2 separate regions of the Homo sapiens genome follow, and region 2 is linked to region 1. Evidence: chromatin contacts called from ENCODE Hi-C or POLR2A ChIA-PET data. All regions are on one chromosome and are shown on one strand. The core of a region is the stretch at or near the end of the contact, and the rest is flanking DNA. Distances in the headings are between cores, read along the strand shown.

Region 1 (3,685 bases), core at 698-3,197:
TCCCACTTCTGAAAAACAGTGGTAGAAGCTATGATTCTTGTGATTGCTGGTTCCAGAATGCACCAGTGACTGAGAGGAAGAGGATGTTCGAGAGGCCTGGGATGAGGCCCTTTGAAGCTCTATTCTCTTAGGGCTTCTCACTGTGGCTTTCGAGTCTGGAGAGCCCTGTTAGAGAGTGTAGAGGCGAAGGGATCTGTGCGTCTGGCTGGCTGGAGTCCAGCCGTCCTCAGGAGTGAACTCTAAGCTGCTGTCTTTGCTCAAGCCTCAGAAGCTTGGCTCGACCCAGGTCCAAGCATCATCCTCTTTGAACCATAGCATTAATCTTCCTCATTGGCCGTCCTCTCCCCACTTTCTGATCCCAAGGCCCTATGCAATAGCCACCTTTGTCAGATTCCCAAACAAGCCCACAGTGGTTCTGAATTCAGGTCGATCCTGTGCTTGGAACTTGCAGTTAAGTCAAGAAATCTGACATGTTGATAGGTTATAAAGCCATGTGGTGAGTATAAGAATTCAACTAGTCCCAGGATGCTATGGGAGCTCAGAAGCATGGGCAAGGGCCCTGGGAACACATCCTAGAAGAGGTGATGCCTAGTTGATACTTTAAAAAGTAGAAATGCAGGAATTAGAGGTGGCAGGGAAGAGTGTTTGAACTGAGAGGACAATCTGAGCAAAGGCTTGGATACAAGGGGAGTTAAAAGCAAAACCAAACAGCAGATTGTTTTATTGCTTTTGGGGTTCTTTGCCCACGGCTTACCTGGAGTCCCACTGCCCTTCTGCCAGGTTGGAAAGATCAAGGCAGGAAGTATGGGCCGTGGCATTAAATCTACATCCCCGGTCAGGATTGGGGTGAGGATGGCTTGGTGGCCTCTTATTAAATGATCTCCCAGTCCTTTTAGTATGGTGTAGAGGAAAGAGCCAGCACCACTCCTAACTACCTAGGCTGACCTTGGGCGAGAACCTAATCTTTCCCAGCCTTAATTGCTCCATCAGCCAAATGGAGGCCAATGTACCCACCTACTGACAGAGCATCACACTGAGGACCATAAAGATCTGTTTAGCCAAAATTAGTTCCTCCTTCATGCCGAGCTCACGAACCTATGGTTAATGAGGGTCTTATCAGAACGCTCTTTGGGCTTGAAAGAGAGGCTCTGTTCAAGTCTTGGTGGGAGGAGGGATAGTCTCCGCATCCCTATTTGGGGTAGGTGGGGTTGGGGGCGGTGGTGAATGGGGCAGTAAACTCCTGCTCGGTCCATACTCTAACCCAATAACCGGGAGGCCTGGTGGGTGTTTAACTGTGTCCTGCCCATGCAAAGACCAGTGTGTGTGTGTTTGGGAAGGGTGGGGTCCGCCCCAGGGGCGTCTGCTCAACTGCTGGGCAGGGGGACGCGAAGTGCTCGGGCCTTCTGGATCCCGCAGCAGGATCCGGGCCGGGGCTCCACTCGTTTCCCTAGCGCTCCGGCTGCCACCGCGCGGGGGTCGGCCGAGCCGCAGCGTCCGGCCTCTGGGGGCGACGTCTTTAGGCCCCGCGCCGGTCCTTGGGAGCCGGGCTCGTGCGGCGGACGGTCAGGTCCCTCCGCTAGCAAACGGCTGTCTGGGGCGCCTCGATCGCTCTCCCGCTTCACGGTAGAAGGCGGCGGCGCGCGAGGGGAGGGGAGGGCAGGCCGGGTGACTGCGACTCCGCGTGCTCACCTGCTGGTCCGCGAGGCTGAGGGAGGGGGCGCCGGGGGCGGGGCCAGAGCGCGGCTGGCCAATGGGGGAGCGCATTCGGCGGCCGGCTAAATTCCCCCTGGAAAGTGAAGGGGGCTGGGGTCGAGGGGAAAGTTCGAAGCTCCGGAGCAGCGGAGGGCTTTGGTGGCGGCCAGAACCATCCGGGGACAGTTGCAGGCGCAGGGGCAAGATCGGGGGACCGGAAGACGCCAGCCGCGGCCGCGGCCGCCTCCGCCAGGGACGGTAGGCCCAACCCTGGCTGCCCCTCCCTTCCCGGGCCCCGCCGGGCCACTCTCCCGCCATCGCTGGCTCGACAGCGCCACCTGCTGGACGTCGGCCTCCACGTCCGGCGCGCCGGGGCCCGAAGTTCTCGGAGGCTGGGACCTCAGTCTGGGAGGGGAAGGAGCTCACTCACCCCAGGTCCAGCGGCTTCAGAGCTGGAGGCAACTGCCTCTTTTGGAGTACAAGATGGGATCAGAAAGGCCTGTGACCGTCAGAATAACTTCTTGTCCCGCCCCACCCACCGGAGCTGACACTTCCACCGCACAGCCCCACCCAGGGGTGAGGAAATAGTGGCGAGGCAGTCCCTGGAAGCGGGCAGCAGCAAAGGGCGGGAGTTCGGGAGTTGCACGTGGCACCTGGTGACAGCAACGCACAGCTGGCAAGCAGCCCTGGGCTCCTCATGGACCCTGTGATCCGGGGATGTCTGTTAACACTCCAGGGGCAAAGGAAGTAGCCGCCTGCAGTGTTATAGGAGCGGGCAGAAAGCTGCCTTAGCTCCCAAGTGTGGATTGTCCTCCTCCCTCTCCTCTTGCCTGCCATAGCATAGGGCAGAAGTCTCAGAATTAAAATCAGGACCAGTTCCTTCTTTCAATAAGCATTTATTAAGAACCTACTGTGTGCTAGGCACTAGGGATATATCAGTGACTAACACACAGTCCCTGTCCTTGAGGAGCTCACAGCCTATTGGCGGGGAACCCTACATAAACACGTAATTAAAGAACTGTACTGTGCTAAGTGCTACCATAAGAGGTATTTACAAAGTGCTGTGAGGTGGCTCAGGGCTGTAATCCCAGCACCTTGGGAGGCTGAGGTGGGCGGATCACTTGAGGTCAAGAGTTCGAGACCAGCCTGGCTAACATGGTGAAACCCGTTCTCTACTAAAAATACAAAAATTAGCCGGGCGTGGTGGCACGCAGCTGTAGTCACAGCTACTTGGGAGGCTGAGGCAGGAGAACCGCTTGAACTCGGGAGGCAGAGGCTGCAGTGACCCAAGATCGCACCACTGCGCTCCAGCCTGGGCAACGGAGGGAGACTCTATCTCAAAAAAATAAAGAAAACAAAGTGCTGTGGGAACCCAGAGGAGGGAGTAACATATCAGCTGCTGGGAGATGAGGGTCATCTCTTGACTCCTGACTCCATTAAACCAAGAAAAGGCAGAGACTTACTGCCACATGACTCTGGTTAAAATGAACCTGTCTCCTGAGGTTCTCCTCTAGCCCTCTCCCATAACTGTATCAGCACAGGTTAATTGGTTTAGCTAGTTTCACACTTGGAGTAGGAAAGAAACTGGACAGGGAAGTTGCTTTAGGGGTAGAGGATGTTCAAAATAGTAACAAATTTTGAGTGCTAAGATGGGGGGGTGGGGTTGGGGATACCATGAGGGCACTGAGCCAGGGAGGGCAGGCCCAGAGCAGTGGAGCACCTGGGGTGAGTGCCTGTGCAGAGGGGAGGTCAGAGGTCACCTACCTCAAAGTTTGGTCCCCATCTCCCACCGGCTCCATCAGTAACCATTACCTTGATCCTTTGTACTGTGCCATGTTACGTGGTTGATACAGTCCCTCCCACTCCTCAAGGAGGTAATGTGCTAATTGGGGACACTAAATAGGTACAGGTCATTGAAGATTTAAGTAACAGTTTGCATTATAATAGATGTCACAGGGTGTTCATGATCAGTTGCTGAAAGAGTGGCAATTGC
Region 2 (3,685 bases), core at 320-2,819, 100 kb before region 1:
GGAGAAAAGAAAATGGCTGGAAGTCTGGATTCCTAATTTCTATCATTCAACAAAGAAACATTTATTGTCTTCTATGTGCCGGGCACTTTAGTAGACACTGAGGTGAGATGATAAATATTGAGACCCTATCTCCATCATTGAGGTACTCCTAATCTAGCACAGGTGATGAAAACACAGTCAAATAGCCCTAGGGCAGTGTGCCATCAGAGAGAATAATGGAGGCTTGCTAAAGTAGCACTCAGCTAGTGGGGTGGGGGTCTGAAGAGACTTGGTGAGGGACACGGTTGCTTAATTGAGTCTTAAGCATCAACCCTGCTCCCATTCCCAAGCTGTGTTTTGTTACCATTTTTTTTAGATAGGGTCTTGCTATGTTGGCCAGGGCAGTCTCGAACTCCTAGCCTCAAGCAATCCTCTCGCCTCCGCCTGCCAGTGTTGTGATGACAGGCGTGAGCCACCGCGCCTGGCCTCAAACTGTTTTAAACCTCTATTCCTAACTCCCTGTGTGAGCTCAGCAAAATATTGGGCTCTCTGGGCAGCCTCGGTTTCTTTCATCTTCAGAATGGGGGCAGTAATCTCTGAAGTGGGCCCGAGTGTGCTGTGTGCTCTATCTCCCATCTCGCCTGGTCCTATGTCTAACATCAACCCCCATGCGAGGGCATAAGACCAATTTCCTTAAGATACAACGCAAACATGTGGCAGAGCTGAAGAGTACGGAATAATGAGAGATGGAAGGAGTGGAAGCGAGATGGGGTTTCGCGCAAGGGGTGTGGCCCCAAAGGAAGGTGCGGGAAAAGGTAGGGGTTAAACCTCTATTCGGATTTAACCACCTTCCTGGATTTAACCATCTTTCCAAAGCTTCTCCTCTCTAACGTTGAAGCGGGAGCTAAGTAGCAGCAATGGGTTCCCTCCCCACCTCCCCCCCACCCCCGCAACCTTATGCAGCCGATCTTAAGGACCAGGTACTGAGGAATGGGCTGTCCTTTCCGACCTGCACCCCTCAACGATTGGGATCGCTTTAGTTTCTCCCTGGAGTCGAGCATTTGCCTGCACTTAAAAAAAAAAATCCCAAACCTGGACCCCCTTTGGGGAGGGGGTTAACAGTTTCCTTAAGTTTTCTCTAGTCTGAGTAAAGAAGGACTTCCTTCTACTCGTCCTCAACTATCCCCTGGGGCTTCAGCGGGGCGCGAGAGCTCGGGTCTGGGCCGGGGGCCGAGCAGGCTGCGCTGCCCCTCCAGGATTTCCTGCACTCGACGCGGCGAGGCCGGCTCGAACTTCGGCCTCCGACGAAGGCAACTCCGCTTCCCTTTAAAATGCAGCAACTCCCGGCCCCCGCCCCCGCCCCTCGGGCCGCCTCCTCCCCCTCCCCCTCCGCCCCTGCCCAGGCCCCGGCTCCTCCCCGAGCCCTCGGCGTGGGGGCCTCCTTGCCACCTGCCCGCTGCCCATCCCACATGCAAAGCGTGACCGCCGGGGAAGGAAGCCGAGCGCGCGCGCCCACACCGGCCCTGCGCCGCGGCGACAGCGAGCAGCTCGCCTACTCCGTCCGTCTGCGCTTACCCAGCATGCACTTCCAGGCCCTGAGCTATCTCGGAGCCGCAGCCCCGGGGTCAGAGCGGCCGGAAGAAACAGGAAGTTTGGGACGGTCCTAGTCGTGGGGCCGGGAGTCCTAAAAGACAGGCCCTGAACTCCGTGCTGCCTCTCCCTTCCCCCGCTCCCTCCCTCTGGCGGACTTCCCTGGGGTCCGTTTCGGGGGCTGGCCTGAACTCCGAAAATCCAGATGTGTTTGGGGGTCATTCAAGGCACACTCCCAGGGTTCCCTTCGCGGTAGCATCTCCTGGCTTTATGGATCGAGGGGTGGGAGGAGGAGGGAGTGCTCCCGCCCTGGTGGGGTGGTAGTCCCCGAGGGGGCGTTGTCTTCTGCCCGCCGAGAGGGGGAAGGACGCTAGATTGGGGTGGAGGTTGGGGGGCTGGAGATTTGTCTCCCACGGCCAATTCCTGGGCGGATAGGGCAGTGGTTAGAACCTATGGCGGAGTCCGGACTTACTGGCTCTCCTTCCCACTGCCAGTTAGCTTTGCTCTAATCTGCCCTCCACATTGACTTAGGCTGCCCCATTACCCTCAGCACTATCTCACAGACCTGCGCTGCTGCTCACCAGGGGCACCGGGCAAGGGAGCCCCATTCCTAGTGCAGAGAACACAAAGGGCATGCCCTGTTGAAAGTGATCTCCATTCGCACACCCCTTTGGCCAGGCAGGAAGGAGTGGACTCTCACTTCCCTTGGCTTCCCTCTCAGTCCCCACCCTACCTCAGCGTTAGCTAAACCACTGACCCAAGCAACCTCAACTGTCCCCACACGAGCCTCTCGCTGGCCAGTAGCTGAAAGGAGTGTGGGTCATGGTTGATCCCAGTGGGCCATTTTGATCCCAGTATGCCATCTGGCCAATCCTTTTCGGCTTGTGCAGACTAGCCGTTTGGGTGGACATACTCATTCTATAGCTTCACACTCCCAGCCAGGGACTTTTCCCTTCCCGCTCACTAGAGGTTTCCAAGTTCTCCTTGATGTAGTCGACTCATTGCATCTTCCTAGATTTGCTGAGAGGAGGTGGTGGGGAGTGAAGAACTAGGAAGAATATTTTGGAGGTGGAAAACTGTAGATGAAAACTCATTGGCTGTAGAATGAATGTAATGATTGTAAAGTGAGACTGTCATGGCCATCACAGACATTCCCAGGCAGAATTAATTGGGCTTTCCCCTGCGCTCCCATAGATTAGGATTTATACCTCTATTATCACATTGTATTGTAATTATTTGTTGACATGTTTCTCTCCCCCATAGATGGGGAGCTCCTGGAGGGCAGAGACTATGCCTTATTTATCTGTAGACCTCCCTGCACAGATCCTTGCTTACAAAAGAGATATTGAATACATGTACTAGAAATGGAAGGGGATCCAACAGGATGACCTTCAGGACCTCGTTCAGCGCTAATATCCTGTGATGCAACTTAAACATGTGCCCACAGATGTTCTCACGTTCACATAAACACACAAATACACAAAATACCATCATGCCACAGTCGGGGTGTCACTCCTTGGAAAGTGAACAGATGTTACATGATGCCAAGTAAATGGCCTTTTGAAAGTTGAATCTCCAAACCTAAACATCTGAAGTGTCGACAGGCAACGTCACAACTGGTTGGGCTGATTTTGTTTACTGCCCTGACTTTTTAAGCAACCACAGCCCTACATAATAGAAACAGTGAGGATTTGAGCTTGAAAAGGCCCTGAGATGCTCTGGTACAAGTCTTTTCATTTTACAGATGAGAAGGTCCCTGGTCCAAAGTCAGACAGGAGCAGAAATGTCAGTCCTGTAATTCTTGACACTCGGAGCTTGCACGTGTGACACGTTTGTATGCAGACACCTGCCTGAACCTGCACACATGGCTGCTGACATGCATAGACGTGGTTGCATCCCCAACCACGTGTGCCACCACGACACAGGGGTACACCCTTCCCCCAAAACTTACCAAGCAAGTGAAGATGGCCCTATCCCCGTGTAGGGGGAGGCAGGGCTGGCTGCTGCTGATCAGAGAAGGGAAGGCAGGGGTCACCTGGGCTGGGCAGCCCTTGCCAGAGTGTGAAGGGGACCGAGAAGCCCATAGGTTTGCAGCTGTCATTGAATGTGCTCGGCT

The links. Hi-C counts contacts between places; a loop is a spot of excess contacts on that map. ChIA-PET counts read pairs that join two places held with the same protein, here RNA polymerase II (POLR2A). Pooled maps may share reads with other maps.
Region 2: a loop to region 1 is called in a pooled map, with 9 times the contacts of the local background. The contact joins two enhancer-like sites. A Hi-C loop is called at or near these places in 9 of 50 pooled maps. POLR2A ChIA-PET finds 5 or more read pairs at or near these places in 2 of 52 experiments (WTC11 and activated naive CD4-positive, alpha-beta T cell).

Annotation. Positions count from the first base shown.
Region 1 is chrX:130,058,649-130,062,333 of GRCh38, forward strand. No RefSeq gene overlaps it. Among named protein-coding and RNA genes, the nearest start is that of ELF4, 50 kb to the right of the region's middle. RefSeq lists silencers at 1,581-1,840, 1,861-2,160, 2,181-2,250. Within about 2 kb of position 1,948, at least 23 of the 41 ENCODE cell types and tissues checked have a DNase peak (open chromatin) inside an H3K27ac peak, as active enhancers do.
Region 2 is chrX:129,955,907-129,959,591 of GRCh38, forward strand. No RefSeq gene overlaps it. Among named protein-coding and RNA genes, the nearest start is that of BCORL1, 25 kb to the right of the region's middle. RefSeq lists an enhancer at 3,180-3,680. Within about 2 kb of position 1,570, at least 24 of the 41 ENCODE cell types and tissues checked have a DNase peak (open chromatin) inside an H3K27ac peak, as active enhancers do.